2 separate regions of the Homo sapiens genome follow, and region 2 is linked to region 1. The links are chromatin loops, found by intact Hi-C in ENCODE. Cell type or tissue: CD4-positive, alpha-beta T cell. All regions are shown on one strand. Each heading gives the region's core, and the rest is flanking DNA. Links, peaks and the distances in the headings are about the cores only.

The links. Hi-C counts contacts between places; a loop is a spot of excess contacts. Peaks named below come from ENCODE experiments on the same cell type or tissue, not always from the same donor. Only the 100,000 strongest peaks of a DNase experiment are listed, where the experiment ranks them.
Region 2: it touches region 1 in a loop (5-fold over the local background); 4 of 110 quality-filtered maps call a loop at or near these places.

Annotation. Positions count from the first base shown.
Region 1 is chr7:65,863,060-65,879,267 of GRCh38, reverse strand. VKORC1L1 (vitamin K epoxide reductase complex subunit 1L1) reads right to left here and starts at 6,194. Exons shown (of 3, transcript NM_173517.6): 1 at 5,703-6,194. The coding sequence starts at 5,896. RefSeq lists enhancers at 4,693-5,244, 5,796-6,347 and silencers at 5,413-5,482, 6,030-6,209, 5,923-6,422, 6,443-6,502. In CD4-positive, alpha-beta T cell, for the core only: no CTCF peak of the experiment used is centred there; DNase peaks (open chromatin) are centred at 5,367 and 6,127; H3K4me3 peaks cover 1,030 bases.
Region 2 is chr7:66,997,897-67,002,896 of GRCh38, reverse strand. TYW1 (tRNA-yW synthesizing protein 1 homolog) reads right to left here. Exons shown (of 16, transcript NM_018264.4): 2 at 4,702-4,832; 3 at 3,943-4,080. Among named protein-coding and RNA genes, the nearest start is that of TYW1, 3.6 kb to the right of the region's middle. In CD4-positive, alpha-beta T cell, for the core only: CTCF peaks have their summits at 1,869 and 2,098; a DNase peak (open chromatin) is centred at 2,098.

The DNA of each region.
Region 1 (16,208 bases), core at 3,333-8,332:
TCAAAACTACTAGAACAAATTCTCTTTTACGTACTAGCAGTTATTAACATTTCACTAAATATGAACATAAGCATTTAAAGTATGGGAGCAATGGAACGAATGCCAAGCAAAAAGCAGGCTATCAATAAGGATGCATACGTGATACTTCCATGTTAAAAAAAGGGAGGAATCATATGGTCACGTGGATGTTTGTCTATGTGTCAAACGGCTCTGAAAAGTTTCACAGCGGTCTACTGAGCGGGAGAACTGTCTGGTGGAAGGGATATGAAGGAGACTTTTCACTGTACATGCTTTGTTATCTTTCAAATCCGAAGCAGCGAATGCCTTACCTAGACAAGAATTTAATTTTTCTTTTTTTTTGAGACAGAGTCTCACTCTGTCACCCAGTCTGGAGTGCAGTGGCACGACCTCAGCTCACCACAACCTCCACCTCCCGGGTTCAAGTGATTCTCCTGCCTCAGCCCCTCTCAAGTAGCTGGGACTACAGGCGTGTGCCACCATGTCTGGCTAATTTTTTTTGTATTTTTAGTAGAGACGGGGTTTCACCATGTTAGCCAGGATGGTCTTGATCTCCCGACCTCGTGATCCGCCCACCTCGGCCTCCCAAAGTGCTGAGATTACAGGCGTGAGCCACTGCGTCCAGCCAAGAATTTAATTTTTAAAATGGGGGTGCAAAGGGGACTTTAAATAAGTACTCTGGAAGCCAGGTGTCAAGTCTCAATTTGCTACTACCTGTGCTATCTTGGGCAAGTCACTTAACCTCTGAGTCTCAGACAAAGCAAAGAGCAGTAAATACTTCTAGGTTCTTTTTTTTTTTTGTAAGACAGAGTTTCCCTCTTATTGCCCAGGCAGGAGGGCAGTGGCACAATCTCGGCTTACTGCTACCTCCACCTCCCGGGTTCAAGTGATTCTCCTGCCTCAGCCTCCCGAGTAGCTGGAATTACAGGTGCCCACCACCATGCCCGGCTAATTTTTTGTATTTTTAGTAGACAAGGGGTTTCACCATATTGGCCAGGCTGGTCTCAAACTCCTGAACTCAGGTGATCCACCCACCTCAGCCTCCCAAAGTGCTGGGATTACAGGCGTGAACCACTATGCCCAGCCCTAGGTTCTATTCTAATTCTAAAAGTTTTATTATCTCAATGGGGTAGTAAATAGATGGTACTTTTTTTTTAAGATATGGGAGAGGTAGTAATCCGACATTTTGTAAAATAAGGCAACTTTTTTATGGACTTGATTTTCAAATGCAGTGGACCCTTGAACAACACGGGTTTAAGCTGTGTGTGCTCACTTATACGTGGATCTTTTTCAACCAAATGCAGACCGAAACCTGCATATATGGAGGCCCAAATTTTCACATTCAGGTTCTGCAGGGCCCACAGTGGGGACTTGAGTATGCCAGGATCTCAGTAAAAACAGGGGTCCTGAAACCAATCCCCTATGGTATATGTTCTATACATAGACCATAGGACAACCAGACTATTTTTACAGTTTTAAGAAACATAGATTTGTCAAGCCTATTAACCTTTCCAGATCATTTGTACTATTCTTACATAGAAACCCTTCTTAGAGGGGGTCTTATATATAGAAAATACCTACATAGAATATTCTGCATATTACAGCTGGACACGGTGGCTGATGCCTATAATCTCAGCACTTTCGGAGGCTGAGGCAGGCAGATCACCTGAGGTCAGGAGTTTAAGACCAGCCTGGCCAACATGGCAAGACCCTGTCTCTACTAAAAATACAAAAATTAGCCGGGCATGGTGGTGGGCACCTGTAATCCCAGCTCCTTGGGAGGCTGAGGTAGGAGAATCGCTTGAACCCGGGAGGTGGAGGTTGCAGTGAGCTGAGATCATGCCACTGCACTCCAGTCCGGGTGACAGAGCAGCGAGACTCCATCAAAAAAAAAAAAAAGAATATTCTGCATTAGTTTCTCTTGCACAACTTCAAAATTGTTTTAAATGAACACATCTTTATACTATGCTATAAAGTCAGCAATAAACTACATTAAAACAATTAATGTTTAAACATATAAACAAGTATGTACAAGAAACTTATACTTAAAGGCATTTATTATCAAACACTGGAAAAAAAAGAACATCTCCAATCAATGGTAACAGCTATAACTGAGGACAGGCTTTATTTCAGGAACATACATGTATCACTTTTCATCGTAACACTAATCTGGCAAAGTAGGTTTTTTTGTTTTTCTTTTTTTGAGACAGGGTCTCTCTCTACCACCCAGGCTGGAGTGCAGTGGCACCATCATGGCTCACTGCAGACCTCAGCCTCTCAGGCTCAAGTGATCCTCACACCTCAGCCTCCCAAGAAGCTGGAAATACAGGCATGCGCCACCATGCCCGGTTAACGTTTGTATTTTTTGTAAAGACACGGTTTTGCCCTGTTGCCCAGGCTGGTCTGAAACTCCTGAGCTCAAGAGGTCTGCCAGGTGTCAGCGTCCCAAACTGCTGGGATTACAGGTGTGAGCCACTGCACCAGGCCCTAAGTAGGTGTTAAAAGCCCTATTTAACATAAGAAACTGAGGCACCATGAAGATAAGGCCACAAGCCTAAGAACTGGGAGAGGTGGAAGCCCACCCAGATCCCTTAGATTTGAGCTCAGTGTACCAAACCAAGGGGGCAGGGACTGCTAACTGAATGTTAGCTGGCAGGCTGGTGCAGGTTTGCAGCAGAGTTTTCACCGATTTATGGGAAAATGGGAAAAAGTAAGGACACGAAAGTAAACTTTTTTTTTTTTTTTTTAAAGACAGAGTCTCGTTCTGTCACACAGGCTGGAGTGCAATGGCGCGATCTTGGCTTACTGCAACCTCTGCATCCCAGGTTCAAGTGATTCTCCTGCCTCAGCCTCCCGAGTAGCTGGGATTACAGGTGCATGCTACCACGCCCAGCTTGTTTTGTATTTTTAGTAGAGACGGGGTTTCAGCATGTTGGCCAGGCTGGTCTGAAAGTAAACTTTTCCATATAGCTAAATGATTCCATTTAAAAATATTTTATTCTGAGAGATTCTGTTCTTTCAAATTGTTTGAATGGAAATATCCTTTTGTTAAATGAAATGATGGTGACAGGAGATAGTGGTGTGTTATTGTTTTTACTGGCTGTACATGGTAGAATTGAAAAATCAGCATTTCTATTGTAGCCTACTAATTTCGGTGAAATATTTCTTTAGAAATATAAAATCTGGAACTTTCCATCATTATGCCTCCCCAAAATAATAGAGGACTTTACACACAGATAACACCTGCCTCTCAAGATTCTCTCATTAATCTCTACCTTACCGTGTTTGGATTAAGACACAGGGCTTGCGAAATGAGAATAAAGTGAGTTTGAGCAATCCAAAACCACGTGCTGACTCTGGATCCTGGAAGATGATTTTCTTCAGAATCTTTGTCTGTTAACTTTCCTCTGGGCTCAAACTTTCTTTTCCTAAAAGAGTCACATATTTGAGTACTACTGCTACATGGCAATCACCACTCAAAAAAAACTAACTTGAGGTGTCCAATAATCAGCTTTCATTTAAAGTCTGTTTCAGGCTAGGCGCGGTGGCTCACGTCTGTAATCCCAGCACTTTGGGAGGCCGAGGAGGGCGGATCACGAGGTCAGGAGATCGAGACCATCCTGGCTAACATGGTGAAACCCCGTCTCTACCAAAAATACAAAAAATTAGCAGGGCGTTGTGGCGGGCGCCTGTAGTCCCAGCTACTCAGGAGGCTGAGGCAGGAGAATGGAGTGAACCCGGGAGGTGGAGGTTGCAGTGAGTCGAGATCGCACCACTGCACTCCAGCCTGTGTGACAGAGCAAGACTCCGTCTCAGAAAAAAAAAGAAAAGTGTCTTTCAGCTTGACAAAATAAAAACTTTCAATGATGTTTTGTCTACACACTTCCAAAAGAAAATGAGTCTATATATGTACATATATGTGATTATATATGTATATATACATATGTGATTTTGATCAGCCTGCATATAAACTACCTGCAAAACAAGTTGATTTGTAAATTCATTTATTAAATGGGTAGTTTATAAGCTACTTGATTTTTGCAAGTAGTTTATAAACAGGCTGATCAAATTGAACAAATTTCTTAATTTCACTGTATACATGGCAAATAAGTTATCTACTCTTCTTATTAGCAAATCTTATTTTTACCTACCCTCCTTTGGCAAGCATCTAAGTTAAACTATTTTATGTCCACAGCTACACAATGAAACATCACTTTCAGTCACAACATATTAAATTCACATTTAAAACTATAAAGAGATCCAGTTACCTTTAGTCTTACATGTACTTATACATACTTTTAATATACTACTTGATGTTTTATGCACAAACATGCAGCTCTTGCAGGATATAACTATGAGAATATTTAGAGTGTATGCTAAATACACTTTTTTAAAGACAAGTCAATTTTTAAAAATTATTTATTTATATTTTATTTATTTATTTGAGATGGAGTCTCATTCTGTTGCCCAGGCTGGGGTGCAATGGTGTGGTCTTGGCTCACTGCAACCTCTGCCTCCCAGGTTCAAGCAATTCTCCTGCCTCAGCCTCCCGAGTAGCTGGGACTATAGGCACATGCCACCACACCCAGCTAATTTTTGTATTTTTGGTAGAGACGGGGTTTCACCATGTTGGCCAGGCTGGTCTTGAACTCCTGACCTCATGATCCACCCGCCTCGGCCTCCCAAAGTGCTGGGATTACAGGCGTGAGCCACTGTGCCCGGCCAAGAAAAGTCAATTTTAAGCACTTAAGCAGGCCAGGCGCGGTGGCTCATGCTTGATTCCCAGCACTTTGGAAGGCAGAGGTGGGTGGATTACCTGAGGTCAGGAGTTCGAGACCAGCCTGACCAATATGCTGGTCTCGAATATGCTAATAGGCAACAACGTTTAAAAGTCATTCCAATGCCTAAAACACCACCATATACATAACATACTTGTCCTTTACTCCAATGAAGCTTAAACTAGACCCAAACTCAGACCATTTCCTTCTCCTGGCACACTGAAACATACGAGAGGGAATCCAAGAAATCAGATATGTTAAGTGCGGGTATCTTCTTCCACAGTAGGGTCAAATTCGTGTTTGCCAGCAAATGTCACCGTCCCAGTTAAGTCTGCAAATTCTCACTAGCGCTGGAGTACAAAGAGGCCTGACCACGGAAACACCTGTCCTAGCACCAGGAAGACAGTGGGAAAGGCAACCCCCCTGTCTCCGCGCCGGCCCCAAAGCCTCGGCTGCAGCGATCGGGGGGACAAGAGGTTGCCGCTGGTCTCAAGGGTGCGGTGGACAAGGTCCCACACCCCCGGCCCGCCTCCCGAGAACCAGGAAACCTGTCAAGCCAGCCTGGACCCACCCTCCGCAGCCCCCTCGCGCTCCTGCACAGCCGGGCCCCAGCCCGCCCGACCGCTCCGCGTCCGCCCCGGCCTCCCGGCTGCACTCTGCCACCTCATCCCTCCCCGGCTGCCTCGCGGCCCCGCCACCTCCGCCCCGCGGCCTGGGCTCAGGCCGCCCCCCGGGCAGGAGCGCCCCGCCGCCGCCCCCCGCCTGGCCCCGACCCGACCCCGTCAGTTCCCCAGCGGCCCGGTCCCCGCCGCCCCCAGGCCTGAGCTCCCGCCGCGCGCTCCCCACCCCGAGACTCCACCCTCGCCCCGCTCGGCCGCTCCTGGCCCACTCCCCCAAGCCGGCTACCTGGAGGCAAGGGCGGCGGAGCACTTCACCCAGGGCCCCAGGTCGCAGAGGGCCCGGTGCTCGGGGTCCCGCTCCTTCTCCCGCTCCACGTGGTAGGCGTAGATGGAGAGCAGGATTCCGGCAGCGCACACTGCATACCGGGCCACCCGCTCCCACCGCGGCACCGACACTCTTAGCAGGACGGGAGCCGCCATCTTCCCGCCGCCGCCGCCGCCGCCTCCCTCCGCCTCCACCTCAGCCGCCGCCGCCCGTCGGGGCCCGACCCAGCCGCCACCGCCGCCACCGCCGCCTCCGCCGCCGCCGCCACCACCGCCGCCGCCGCCGCCGCGCCCCATTGGCTCGGTGGCCTGCTCCGGGCCCCGCCCCCACAGGCGCGCGGCCCAACCGCCCCAAAAGGAGTGAGGCGGACGGGGCGGGGAAGGCGCGCGCGGGCGCGGAGGGAGGGGGTGGAGTGCGCAACGGCCGAAGAGGCCGGATCGGCGGGCGGAGACTGAGGCGGCGTGGCGCTGCGCCGCGCGGCCGGTCGCGCGCGAGGGGTGGAGCCCGGGGGAGAAAGGGGTGGGGCAGGGGTGGGGATGGGCGGGGCAGGGGTGGGGAGGGGCGGAGCCAGAGAGGGGCGGGGCCGAGCGGGCCAGTGCGGGAGGGACTTAAAGGAGCGGTCTAACTAGCACATTGCAAGGATGCCACTGTGGGTGACTGGGCGAACCCTCGGCCCCTCCCTCTGGGGATGGCAATCAATTGCCATCCTTTTTCCCTTTTTCGTTGTATATTTCTGACCCAATCCAAATCAACCCTGGCCAATGCTTGGAGCTCCAGAGACCCACACCTATGACCTGATCTTCCCACCACCACCTTCGGTTAGACCTGTGCAAAACTTTTTTTTTAATGTGCAAAACTATGTTTTAAATTTAAAAACTATTTTTAAAAAATGATTTATGGACCGGGTACAGTGGCTTACACCCGTAATCCCAACACTTTGGGAGGCCGAGGCAGGTGGATCACTTGAGGTCAGGAGTTCGAGACCAGCCTGGCCTACATGGCGTAACCGCGTCTCTACTAAAAATACAAAAAACAAACAAAAACAAATTAGCCCGGTGTCGTGGTGGGCGCCTGTAATCCCAGCTACTCGGGAGACTGAGGCATGAGAATTGCCGGAACCCGGGAGGTGGAGGTTGCAGTGAGCCAAGATCGTGCCACTGCACTCCAGCCTGGGCGATAGAGTAAGAGTCTCAAAAAAAAAAAGAGAGATTTACGAATGCCTTGCTTTTCCGTAAGCTGAATTTGAAGTTGCTTACCATAACTCATATAATATAGAAAAATAAAGATGAGCTAATACAATCAGGACGAAGAAAAAGAAAAGTCAGAATAAAATGAAAGGCCAGGAATAAGAACACAGATAAGCAGGCCATAGGGGCTTACATAGTTATTAAAATTGCATCATAAATTTGGCTCTGAGCTTCCTGGTGGCCAAAACTAAAAGGAAAACAGATGTATGTGCTTTTTCTCACTGTCTTTAAGAAGAAACACAGGGTTCTTGGAGATTTTCAGTGTTTCCCTGGTTGCAGCTTTCAATTTTTCAGGGGCTTTATATAGTGATTTTGAATAATAAGCAATATCCTTGTATTCGTTATCTATTGTTGGGTAAAAATCACCCCAAATTTAGCAGTTAATAAACAATAAACTTTTTTTTCCCTCACAGTTTCCACGGGCTAGGAATCTGGGTGAGGTTAGCTGTGTCCTCTGGCTCAGGCTCTCATGAGGATACAATCAAGCTGTCAGCCAGGGCTGCAGCTCTCTCAAGGCTTCAGAATCCTCTTTCAAACTCACTTCCACTGCTGCTGGCAGGCCTGAGGTCCTCTCTGGCTGTTGGCTGGAGACATCATTTCCTGTCCACTTGCACCTCTTGGTAAGAAGCGGCAGGCTTACCCCAGGGAGAGGGAGGAGAAAGAGGAAGAGACAGAAAAAGAAAATGAGAGTGAGATCACAGTCCTTTTTTGAAACCTAATCCCAGAAGTGACATCCCATCACTTTTACGAAGTCTATTGCTACTTAGAAAATAGTCTCTAGGTCCAGCCAGTCATGGTGGCTCACACCTGTAATCCCAGAATTTTGGGAGGCCGAGGTGGGTAGAGCACCTGAGGTCAGGAGTTCGAGACCAGCTGACCAACATGGTGAAACCCCGTCTCTACTAAAAATACAAAAATTAGCCGGATGCGGTGGCACATGCCTGTAAACCCAGCTACTTGGGAAGCTGAGGCATGAGAATCACTTGAACCTGGGAGGTGGAGGTTGCAGTGAGCCAAGCTCACACCATTGCACTCCAGCCTGGCTTACAAGGAAAAACTCCATCTCAAAAAAAGAAGAAAAAAAAGAAAGAAAGAAAGAAAAAGAAAATAGTCCCTAGGTCCAGCCCATGCTCAGAGGGAGAGGATTACACAGGACATGAATATGAGGAAGCTATCTACCACAGTCCTCAAAAACATCCTTGCTCTGCCCAGGTGGGGTGGCTCACAACACTTTGAGAGGCTGAGGCAGGAGGATTGCTTGAGGCCAGCAGTTCAAGACCAGCCTGAGCAACATAGGGAGCCCTGGTCTCTGCAAAAATATATACAAAATTAGCAAGGTGTGGTGCATGCCTGTTGTTCCAGCTACTTGGGAGGACTGACTGAGCCCAGAGGGCTTGGGGCAGGGGTGTGGATTGAGGCTGCAATGAGCCAACGTTGCCCCACTGCACTCCAGCCTGGATGACAGAATGACACACTGATTAAGAAACAAAAACAAAAAACAAAAACCTCACTCTACATCCCTAATGATTTTAATAAATCTAAGTAGACTCCTGCAACTTCCCTTCTTATAGATTCCTTTACTCAGTTGATGAGATCTCTTGATCATCTGGCTTCTTTCATCAATAGGTCTGGGAGGTTTACCCATGCTATTGTGAATAGTGATTGTTATTTTTCATTACTGTATAATAGTCCATTATATTAGATATCCACAATTTTACGTGTCCATTCTACTACGGATGGACATCTGGCCCATTTTTAGCTATCATGAATTAAATTGCTAACAACATTCTATAAATGACCTTTGATGCCTCATAAGCCCTCACTTATTTTTATTTTTATTTTTAAATTTGAGACAGAGTTTTGCTCTTGTTGCCCAGGCTGGAGGGCAATGATGCAATCTCGACTCACTGCAACCTCCACCTCCCATGTTCAAGTGATTCTCCTGCCTCAGCCTCCCAAGTAGCTGGGATTACAGGCATGCACCACCACGCCTGGCTTTTTTTTTTTTTTTTTTCTGTACTTAGTAGAGATGGGGTTTCACCATATTGGTCAGGCTGGTCTCGAACTCCTGACCTCAGGTGATCCACCCGCTTTGGCCTTGGGATTACAGGTGTGAGCCACCATGTCTGGCCCCCATATATATATTTTGAATGAATGAATGAATGAATGGACACTCAAAAAATGTTAGCTACTAGTATTTTTGCAGAAACAATAGGCCCACAGCAAATATCTTTTCCCAAATAAAAAGGAAGTCCTCACCACAGAGGTTAATTATTTCACCACTACAGAAAAAAAAAAACAAAAGCTTTTAAAAGAGTGTTTTGAGGCAGAGCACAGTGGCTCACGCTTGTAATCCCAATGCTTTGGGAGGCCAATGTGGGAGAATCGCTTGAGGCCAGGAGTTATCAACCAGCCTGGGCAACATAGCAAGACCCCATCTCTACAAAAAATAAAAATACAACATTAGCCAGGCGTGGTGGCACACACTGTAGCCCTAACTATTCAGGAGGCCAAGGCAGAAGGATTACTTGAGCCCAGGAGTTCAAGGCTACAGTGAGCTATGATCATGCCACTGCACTCCAGCCTGGGTGACAGAGAAAGACCCTGTCTCTAAAAAAAAAAAAAAAAAAAAAAAAAAAGAATGAAATCGTGTTTTGCCCTCTGTTATCTGAAGTCCTTCTGCTTTCCTGAGGATGTCAGCATCCATGTGGATGAGCATGCAATTCGCCTGACTCATCATCCCACGTCTTTCTCAGCTCTGATGACCTTTGCATCCACTCCCCAAAGCCGCCACAGGAATGGCTCTTATGATCCTTTTGGATGGCTAGATTTCTGAAATCTTAAACTCTGACATACTTTTCTACTTGCCCTCTGTGGCAAATTCTATATTCCAAGGTGGCTGCAACAAGTTCTGCCATCCCGTGTGCTTTTTTTACAATTTTTATTTATTTAGTTTTATTTTTATAAATTTTTTTTTTAGCTCTGTCACGCAGGCTGGAGTGCAGTGGTGTGATCTTGACTCACTGCAACCTCCATCAGCCAGGTTGAAGAGATTCTCCTGCCTCAGCCTTTGAGTAGCTGAGACTACAGGTGCCTGCCACCATGCCTGGCTAATTTTTGTATTTTTAGTAAAGACAGGTTTTCATCATGTTGGCCAGGCTGGTCTTGATCTCCTGACCTCAAGTGATCTGCCCGCCTCGGCCTCCCAAAGTGCTGGGATTACAGGTGTGAGCCACCACACTTGACAACTTACTCTTGAAGTAAAAGAAATACATTCAAAACCAAGGGAGAACATTGACTGATTGATACTCTGTATGAGACTTCACAACTGGACCAGGGGCAAATATTGTGGAGTGCTATATGCATATATTGTGGAGTGCTGAGGTCTGGGCTTTGTGTGTAGCCATGATTCAAATAGTGAACATTGTACTCAATAGGAAATTTTCACCCCTCACCCTCCTCCCATCCTCCCATCTTTTGGAGTCTCCAATATCTGTTGCTCCTCATGTGTACCTATTGTTTAACTCCCATGTATGAGAACATTCAGTATTTGACTTTGTTTCTGAATTATTTCACTGAGGAGAATGGCCTCCAGTTCTATCCACAGTGATGCAAAAGACACGATTTCATTCTTTATGTGGCTAGGTCATGTTCCGTGGTGTACATGTACCATATTTTCTTTATCCAATCATCTGTTGATGGACACTTAGGTTGATTCCATATCTTTGCTACTATGAATAGTGCTGTGATAAACATATGAGTACAGGTACTTTTTGATATATTGATTTCTTTCCCTTTGGGTAGATATCTAGTAGTGAGATTGCTGGTTGGATTGCAGTTCTATTTTTAGTTTTTTGAGAAATCTCCCTACTGTTTTCTGTAATGGTTGTACTAATTTACATTCCCACCAACGGTGTATAAGCGTTCCTTTTTTCTCTGAATCCTCACCAACATCTTTTTTTTTCTGACTTTCAATTTTTTATTTGTATAGAGATGGGGGTCTCATTATGTTGCCGAGGCTGGTCTCGAACTCCTGACCTCCAGTTATCTGCCCACCTCAGCCTCTCAAAGTGCAAGGTTACAGGTGCGAGCCATCTCACCTGACTGTTTTCTGACTTTTTACTAATAGCATGTGCTAGGTGTGGTGGCTGACACCTGTAATCCCAGCACTTTGGGAGGCCTAGGCAGGTGAATCACCTGAGGTCAGGAGTTTGAGACCAGCCTGGCCAACATGGGGAAACCCTATCTCTACTAAAAGTGCAAAAATTAGCTGGGCATGGTGGCATGTGCCTGTAATGCCAGCTACTCGGGAGGCTGAGGCAGGAGAATCACTTGAATCTGGGAGGTGGAAGTTGCAGTGAGTCGAGATTGCACAACTGGACTCCAGCCTGGGTGACAGAGCAAGACATAATAATAATAATAGCATGTGCTCTTCTTCAACATAACTTTAACATTGCTCCCATGGTGAGGTCAGGTCTGTGCTCCTCCCCCTTGAATTCAAGAAGGTCTGTGACTGGCAGAAGTGATTCAAGGTAGCTCATAAAAGGGGACACCTTTTCTCCATGGTCTTCCTGGGATGCTTGCTCTTTGAACCCAGCCACCATGCTGTGAGGAAGCCCAGATCACAGGGAGAGGCCACATTTTGATGTTCCAATCAACAGTCCCAGCACAGGTTTCAGATGACAGCCAACATCAGTTGCCAGACATGGGACTGAAGAAGGCTTTGTGAAGACTCCAGCCCCAGCCACTGCAACAGCATGAGACACCCCGAGTGAAAATCACCTACCTGAACCCAGTCAACTCCCAGAACCATGAAAAAAAAAAGATGATTTTAAGCACCCAAAGTTTTGGGGTTATATATTATGCAATAAGAGTAACTTAAATATCCTCATTCCCTTCTAGCTTTTCGAATCTCTTACTCACCAAACCTAGTCTCTCTCTGAAGACCTGCTCTGCCTTAATCAATATTTTCCCCATAGACCCAGCGAGAGGTAGGTTGGGTTATCTTCCTACTCTTCATGGCTGCTCAGAGACCATTTCTTCTTCTTCTTCTTCTCCTACTCCTTCTCCTTCTCCTTCTTCTTTCTTTTTTTAGTGATGGAGTCTCCCTCTGTCACCAGGCTGGAGCGCAGTGGCACAATCTCAGCTCACTGCAACCTCTGCTTCCTGGGTTCAAGTGATTCTCCTGCCTCAACCTCCTGAGTAGCTGGGACTACAGGCACATGCCACCACGCCCAGCTAATTTTTGTATTTTTATTAGAGATGGGGTTTCATGATGTTGGCCAGGATGGTCTTCATCTGTTGACCATGATCTGCCCACCTCGGCCTCCGAAAGTGCTGGGATTACAGGCATGAGCCACCACACCCAGCTCTTCTTCTATTTTTTCTTCCTCCTCTTCTTCCCCCTCCTCCTCTTCCTCCTCGACAGGGTCTCACCTCCCCAGGCTCAAGCAATTCTCCCACCTCAGCCTCCCGAGTAGCTGTGACCGCATGTGCATGCCACCGTACCCAATTGATTTCTTTTTATTTTTTGTAGAGATGGGGGTCTCACTATGTCACTCAGGCCAGCCTCAACCTTTTGGGCTCAAGTGATGCTCCTGCCTCAGCCTCCCACAGTGTTGGGATTACAAGTATGAAGCACTGAGCCCAGACTAATTTTTCATCTTCTTTAGTTAACCTAACTGTCTCTGTGTTCTCCAGCATTCTATTCCCTTGAATACTCAATCTCCTGTGTGGCTGCTGCAGGTCCTGGAATCTTTTTAGGATTTCCTCTCTAAAGGCCATTCAAAAAGTGGTGAGTTAATTTGCCCACAGTCCACAGTCCACATTGCAGCCATCAGCAAAGCCAAATGCCAGCCGTGCCTGGATCTCCCTGCATGCCACATTCATCCTTATCTTGCACACATTTCCTTCACTATGCGAGGACAAGAACACTTTTGAGCTAATGAACGTGCATGTTCTCTGTTCAAAGTAAAACACATAATAAATAACCCCCACCAAGATGCTCACTTCCTGGTGGGTCTGTGTGTTAAAAGCAGTTGTCTTCAAATCTAACTCCTATGAATGTTTATACTTCTGTTTATTCTAAAACTCCCTAATTAGAGACTTCCCAGTATCTTGCAATTCCTCAACAAGTCATACGGAGCCCAGGAATAATTTTTTTTTTGAGACGGAGTCCCACTCTATCACCAGGCTAGAGTGCAGTGGCACCATCTCAGCTCACTGCAACCTCTACCTCCCAGGTTCAAGTGCCCTTCTTAGCCCCTCGAGTAGCTGGGATTACAGGCATGTGCCACCACACTGAGCTAATTTTTGTACTTTTAGTAGAGACAGGATTTCACCATGTTGGCCAGGATGGTCTCGATCTCTTGACCTCGTGATCCTCCCACCTCAGCCTCCCAAAATGCTGGGATTATAGGCGTGAGCCACGGTGGCAGGCCAGGAATAAATTATTCAAAAATAATTAACAAAAGGCTTTACCTTGTTTCATCATTTAGTTGATGAACTTTTCCAGTTTAATTAGTCTCACCAATATAGAAAACATTTTTAGAAGAGGCCTCTTTGGGTTAAGAACAAGTGTCTTTCTTTCTAGCTGCTCTAGAGAAGAAGAAGAAGAAGAGAAAACAACAAGGCCCATTTTAGGAACCTTTTAACCATGAGTAGAACACAACACAAGGAAAACTTTCTCTTTTATATAAGAAATATATTTTGGCCGGGTGTGGTGGCTCACGCCAGTAATCCCAGCACTTTGGGAGGCCAAAGCAGGCAGATCACCTGAGGCCATGAGTTTGAGACCAGCTTGGCCAACAAGATGAAACACTGTCTCTACTAAAAATACAAAAATTAGCCGGGTGTAGTGGTGGGCACCCATAATTGCAGCTACTCGGGAGGCTGAGGCAGGAGAATCACTTGAACCAGGAGGTGGAGGTTACAGTAAGCGGAGTTTGTGCCATTGCACTCCAGCCTGGGTGACAGAGAGAGACTCTATCTCAAAAAAAAAACAAAAAAAAAAGAAGGAAGGAAGGAAGGAATTTCACAAAAGCGCATTTAATGCAGGCAACTTTTAAGCATCAGAGAAATTTGTCTGGATTAAGTCCAGAGACGCAGTGTTGCGTTGCTTACAAGAATGGTTTGGAATCCCAGCTCTACCGCGTTAATAACTGCCTGTGCCTAGCAAGGTACTTAACTCCCCTTTGCCTCAGTATCTTCTCCATAAAATGGGGATGGCAGTAGTACAGTGGTCCATGCCTCTGAGGGTTTGAGGAGAATCAGTTACATGGTGACAGGCACATAGTTAATGTTCAATAAATGCTATAGCTATTATCTTCATTCTTGTCTCTATGGGTGAAAGAAAAATGCAACATTGGATCAGATTAAATTCTTCTGGAAGCAATGGCTTAAAATAAACTGCTATTCAAAAACTAAAATTATCATACTGGGCTAAAGCTATCCAAAATGTAAGTGATCTATCTTCCAGTAATTCCACAAAATAGATAAATGTGTACACAGTTACTTAGAAGAACATTTAACAACTGCATTTAAATGTAGATTCTTGGCTGGGCATGGTGGCTCACACCTCGAATCCCAGAAATTTGGGAGGCCAAGTTGGGTGGATCACCTGAGGTTAGGAGTTTGAGACCAGCCTGGCCAACATTGTGAAACCCTGTCTCTACTAAAAATACAAAAATTAGTTGGGCATGTTGGCGGGCATCTGTAATCCCAGCCACTCAGGAGGCTAAGGCCAGAGAATCATTTGAACCCAGGAGGTGGAGGTTGCAGTGAGCTGAGATCGCACAACTGCACCTCAGCCTGGGTGACAGAGACTCCATTTTAAAAAGAGCAAATAAGTAAATAAATGTAAATTCTTGGGCTTTGTTTCATTCATGATTCCCACCAGCAGAGCGACCTAAGAATGTAAATATATATATATATTTTTTGAAATTATTATATTGCTTTATTTGATATTTTCCATTTCTTCTCTTATTAAATACATTTACTTTCATGGCATATTATACTATGTAACTTCTTAGTTCTATTTTTTTATTACAGTTTAAGTTTTAGGGTACATGTGCACAACGTGCAGATTTGTTACATATGTATACATGTGCCATGTTGGTGTGCTGCACCCATTAACTCGTCATTTAACATTAGGTATATCTCCTAATGCTATCCCTCCCCCCTCCCCCCACCCCACAACAGGCCCCGGTGTGTGATGCTCCCCTTCCTGTGTCCATGTGTTCTCATTGTTCAGTGCCCACCTATGAGTGAGAACATTCGGTGTTTGGTTTTTTATTAAGCCCTCTAGTGACCTTTATGATCAGGCAAACTCAGGTAATAACATTGAACGGTTGGTGAGTGCATATTTTCCAGGTTAAAATGATATTGGGTATAGAGCAGCAGTTCTCAAATTTGAAGTGCTTAAGAATCACCAGGAAAATTGTTAAAAATTACATGTCCAGAGGTTTAGATATCCAGAGATTTAGATTCAGAGCTCTGGGAGACACTAAAAAATCTGCGTTTTTTAAACCAGTTTCTTCTCTCCAGGGTGAATAATTCAGACGCACTTGTCTTCATTCTGTGCTGCTATAACAGGTAATTTATAATGAACAGAAATTTATTTGACTCAGGGTTCTGGAGGTTGGGAAGTCTGAGTAGAGGGGCTACATCTGGTGAGGGCCTTCTTGCTATATCAGACAATGGCAGAAAGTATCACATGGTGAGAGAGAGCAGGAAGGGGGCAGAACTCATCCTTCATAAGAAACTCACTCGCATCATAATGAACCCCACTCCCACAATAACGACATTAATCCATTCCTGAAGGCAAAGTCTTCCTGACCTAATTATCTCTTAAAGGTTGCACCGCTCAACATTGTTGCATTGGGGATTAAGTTTCCAACACATTAACTTTGGAGGATACATTCAAACCATAGCATTCTGCCCCAACCACCCAAATTCATGTTCTTCTCACCTGCAAAATACATTCATTCCATCCCAATAGCTCCAAAAGTCTTAATTTGTTTCAGGACCAACTCAAAAGTTTAAAGTTCAGAGTCTCATCTAAATCAGATATGGGTGAGACCCACGGCACAATTCATTCTGAGGCAACAGCTGTGAGCCTGTGAAATTAAAAAAAAAAAAAAGGTGCCTCCAAAATATAATGGTAGGACAGATATAAGGCAGATATTTTCTTTCTTTGTTTTTGTTTTTGAGATGGCGTCTC
Region 2 (5,000 bases), core at 1-5,000, 1.1 Mb before region 1:
GGGTGACAGAGTAAGACCCTGTCTCAAAAAAAAAAAAAAAGAAAAAAGAAAAAGAAAAAGAAAAAGTTACAAAAAATATAAGAGAAAAGATCTGAGACACAGAAGACGATCCAAAAGGTAGAACATCCCACAGGAATCCCAGAAAAAAAGAAATGAAAAGGGGAAAAAAAAATTCATCCAAGAAATATTAACAGAACTAATGCACACAAATCGTCAAAATGCATACAAATCGTCAAAACAAAAAAAATTCAAGTATACAGAACAATAGCTGAAAAAGATCCAAATAGTCACCTTCCCATAAAATTTCCAGAAATCAAGGACAAAGAAATGATCCGAAAATCTTCCAGAAACAAAATAATCAAGTCATCTACAAATTCGCTTTCTCATTAGCAATACTAACATGCTGGAAGACAATGAAGCTACGCCTTCTGAGGCAAAAGTTTTTAATAGTCTTCTACACACGACCAAATATGAATCAATCAAATCCAACAGCAGAATGAAGAAATATTGAGATGGGCTGGGCACAGTGGCTCACACCTGTAATCCTAGCCCAATATTGAGATGGGCTGGGCATAGTGGTTCATGCCTGTAATCCTAGACAGAAGGATCTCTTGAGGCCAGGAGTCAAGACCAGCCTGGGCAACATAAGGAGACCCCATCTCTACAAAAAAAATTTTTTTAATTAGCCCAGCATGGTGGCACAAGCCCATATTCCCATCTACCCAGGAGGGTGGGTCAGGAGAATCGCTGGAGCCCAAGAGGTCGAGGCTGCAGTGAACTAAAATCATGCCACTGCACTCCAGCTTGGGTAACAGAGCAAGACCCTATCTCTTTTTTTCTTCTTTCCTTTTTTTTTTTTGTTTGAGACAGGTTCTCACTCTGCTGCCCAGGCTGGAGTGCAGTGGTGCAATCTAGGCTCACTGCAACCTCCACCTCCCAGATTCAAGCAATTCTTCTGCCTCAGCTTCCCAAGTAGCTGGAATTACAGACGTGCACCACCACGCCCAGCTAATTTTTTGTATTTTTAGTAGAAATGGGGTTTTGCTTTGTTGCCGAGGCTGGTCTCGAACTCCTGGCCTCAAGTGGTCTGCCCACCTCGGCCTCCCAAAGTGCTGAGATTACAGGCATGAGCCACCACGCCAGGCCAAGACCTTGTCTCTTAAAAAATAAAAATAAAGGCTGGGCGCGGTGGCTCACGCCTGTAATCCCAACACTTTGGGAGGCCAAGGTGGGCAGATCATGAGGTCAGGAGTTCGAGAACAGTCTGACCACCGTGGTGAAACCCCATCTCTACTAAAAATACAAAAACTAGCTGGGCATAGTGGTGGGCGCCTATAGTCCCTGCTACTCAGGAGGCTGAGGCAGAAGAATCGCTTGAACCCGGGAAGCAGAGGTTGCAGTGAGCCGAGATCGCGCCACTGCACTCCAGCCTGGCGACACAGCGAGGCTCCATCTCAAAAAAATAAATAAATAAAAAATAAATAAATAAAATAAAATAAATAAAAATAAATTCAGATGGCGCAGCTTTAAGATGGAAGATGGCTATCTACCCCAAAATCAACTATGATATGGACAGCAACATTAAGCCACTGAGACTTGAGGGCTGTTTGTATAAACTAATTAATATAAAGAGCCAATAACTTTTGTGTAATGTTGATAAATCTCGAAACACAGCATAAGCATCAGAGGAACTAAAAATAGAAATAGTTAAAAGGTTTCTGGAGAGTACATTTCATTATGAACTTTCTGTACACCTGGATTTGTTACCATCTGCAAGTATTCGTTTGATCTTTTTGATCATTTTTTTTAAAAAGGTAAAAACATGCATAAAGAGGCTCTGAAAAAGGTTTTTTATAAGTAACATTAAAAGGACTTTGCTTTGGCTGCTCAGACACCTTTTTGCTTTTTTTCAGGTTTCCCACCTCCACTGCTTAAGGTTTAACTTAACAACTGACCTTCGACTGTAAAATGAAGCAAAGTATCTGCACTCAAGTAGTGAAAACCTAAGAAGTACTATTCTGCGCAACTTCCACAAGAGGGCAGTAGAACCCTCTGAAGTAGTCCACAAAAGTAACAGACCTTGATTTTTCCTCTAATTTATTTTCATGCTAGCCTTCCTTAAAATCTTTTCCTAGAAAGCACTAACTAGCTGTGACCTGGCTAGGCCTCGTGGCTCATGCCTATCATCTCAGCACTTTGAGGGCCAAGGTGGGTGAATATCTTGAAGCCAGGAATTCAAGACCAGCCTGGACAAGATTGCAAGATCTTGTCTCTACAAAAAAATTAAATAAATTTTTTGGCTGGGAGCGGTGCCTCACGCCTGTAATCCCAGCACTTTAGGAGGCTGAGGCGGGTGGCTCATCTGAGGTCAGGAGTTTGAGAGCAGTGTGACCAATATGGTGAAACCTCGTCTCTACTAAAAATACAAAAATTAACTAGATGTGATGGCAGGCACCTGTAATCCCAGCTACTAGGGAGGCTGAGGCAGGAGAATTGCTCGAACCCAGGAGGCAGAGGTTGTGGTGAGCCGAGATCACACCACTGCACTCCAGGCTGGGGGACAGAGTGAGATACCATCTCAAAAATAAAATAAATTTTTTTAAAATAGCTGTGACCTTGTAACACAGAAACAGGTAGCATCTAGATATAATTAGAGAATGGGACTGGGCACGGTGGCTCACGACTGTAATCCCAACACTTTAGGAGGCCGAGGCGGGCAGATTGCTTGAGCCCAAGAGTTTAAGACCAGCCTGGGCAACATGGCAAAACCCCATCTCTACAAAAAGTACAAAAATTAGCTGGGTATGGTGGCATGCACCTATAGTCCCAGATACTCAGGAGGCTGAGGTGGGAGGATGCCTTGAGCCCGAGAGGCAGAGGTTGCAGTGAGCGAAGATGGCACAACTGCACTCCAGCCTGGGCAACAGAGAGAGACCCTGTCTTTAAAAAAAGAAAAAAAAAAGCAAAAAGGAGAAATCAAAGTACATGCCAGATAATATCACTAAATCCTCACAGTGACCCTGAGATAACCATACTATTACCATCTGCAATTTACCATTTCACAGATAAGCAACTGAAGCTTAGATGGCACTACAGCCAGACACTGTTCCCCCGCAAAAAAGAGAGAGAATGGGAAGCATCTTTCAACTAGATATCAGCTGTATTTACTTTAGTGTCTACCTTTAACACTTTTAGCACTATTAGAAATCAAAACAAGTTTCATTACATAGATGTGTGACGTGAGGCCAGGTGCAGTGGCTCACGCCTGTAATCCCAGCACTTTGGGAGGCCGAGGCAAGCGGATCACCTGAGCCCAGGAGTTTGAGAGCAGCCTAGCCAACATGGCAAAACACCCATCTCTACTAAAAATACAAAAATTAGCCAGGCATGGTAGCAGGCACCTATAATCCCAGCTACTCGGGAGGCTGAGGCAGGAGAATCGCTTGAGGTGGAGGTGGAGGTTGCAGTGAGCCGAGATCGTGCCACTGCACTCCAGCCTGGGTGACAGAGTGAGACTCTGTCTCAAAAAACAAAATAAAAAATAAACATAGATGTGTGATGTGAAAGTCAGGCCCATATTGGAACTATTAGTGCCATCCTTTTTTCCCTATTCCCTACTTCCATACCCATGGGCATCGATAATGGACTCACAACTTTCTCTAGCCTGCTGAGGCAGAAGCAAACTTCAGAACAAAGGCCCCCTCAAGACACTGACCATCAGACACCACCAATCAGCTCTAACTGGGCACAGGAGATGAAACCTGCCTACCGTCACAGAATGGAAAAATATTTGAGGGGAAAAGGCTGGGAGAAAGAATAAAGAAGGTTAGATGACCAATTCAGTTCACTGCTAAAGGACAGTTCACTGCTAAAGTTCACTGCTAAAGGGATTTTCTTAAAATGTCAGGAAACCAAAGGAAAAGCATCATATAAATTTCTTACCTTCGCTGTTCCAGTCTGAGAACCATAAAAAATCTTCACTCCAGACACAAAGATGTCTTTCTCTTGAAGGGAGACATAACCATTTGTCATCAAATCCTGAGCTGCTTTTGGAACAGATTTTTCCTGTAAGTTCTTGCCCTTGAAGACAAATAATTACACAAAATCCATCAAGTCTAAATCGTTTCCCAACTTCAGCAGGGATGAAAATTAGCACAGATACTGACACATTTTATTTTTCTCTTAATCTGACACACTGTATTTTTCTCTTAATCTTTCTGGTTGTATTCCTCAAATATTAGCCCCTTGGTATAATAAGGTCCTTTAATAGGCAGGACCCACATTTTTAAGGCTCATGATTTCCTTTCCCTCCAAGAAAAAACTTTACATACTTTTATCCTATAAGGTATTTTAGTAGAATAATAGTAGGAACTTATTTTCTGATCCTTAATTAATGGAAAGAGAGGACTACTGACCCTTAAAGGTATAAAACAAATTTGTTTTTCATATAAAAGGTTCACTTTTCATTACAAAAATCTTCCTGTATCTTAAAAATGAGACACACCTATCAAAGAAAAAGTAAAGAACTTAATCCAAGATAACTTAGTCTCCAAAAACTTAGAGAAGAAATTTATTTTAGGCATTTCATTAAAATGTCTAAAGACCAAACACAAAAGTAATTAAAGGTTCCTTTTAGTATTTAAATCCTCTATAAAATCTGATGCCTAAATACTCCATTAAAAAAAAAATAACTCCACTTACCTGCGTCTTGATGACAATCTGGACACAAATCCAAAGGCTAATGCTAACAGCAAAGCCCAAATAAATGTAAAACCTGTTTATCCATAATGATATTAAAGGTGAGAAGAGGTCCCATGTATCCGCAGAAGGATCTAAATTTAAAATGACACACACAATTTCATTTAAAGCTACATATACAAAGATATCCATCCCAATTTTAAGAAGAAAATAAAACCAACCTTACATTCAACAACCCAGCTAAGAAATCTAATTTAAAAATCAACTGTTGGCCGGGCACGATGGCTCATGCCTGTAATTCC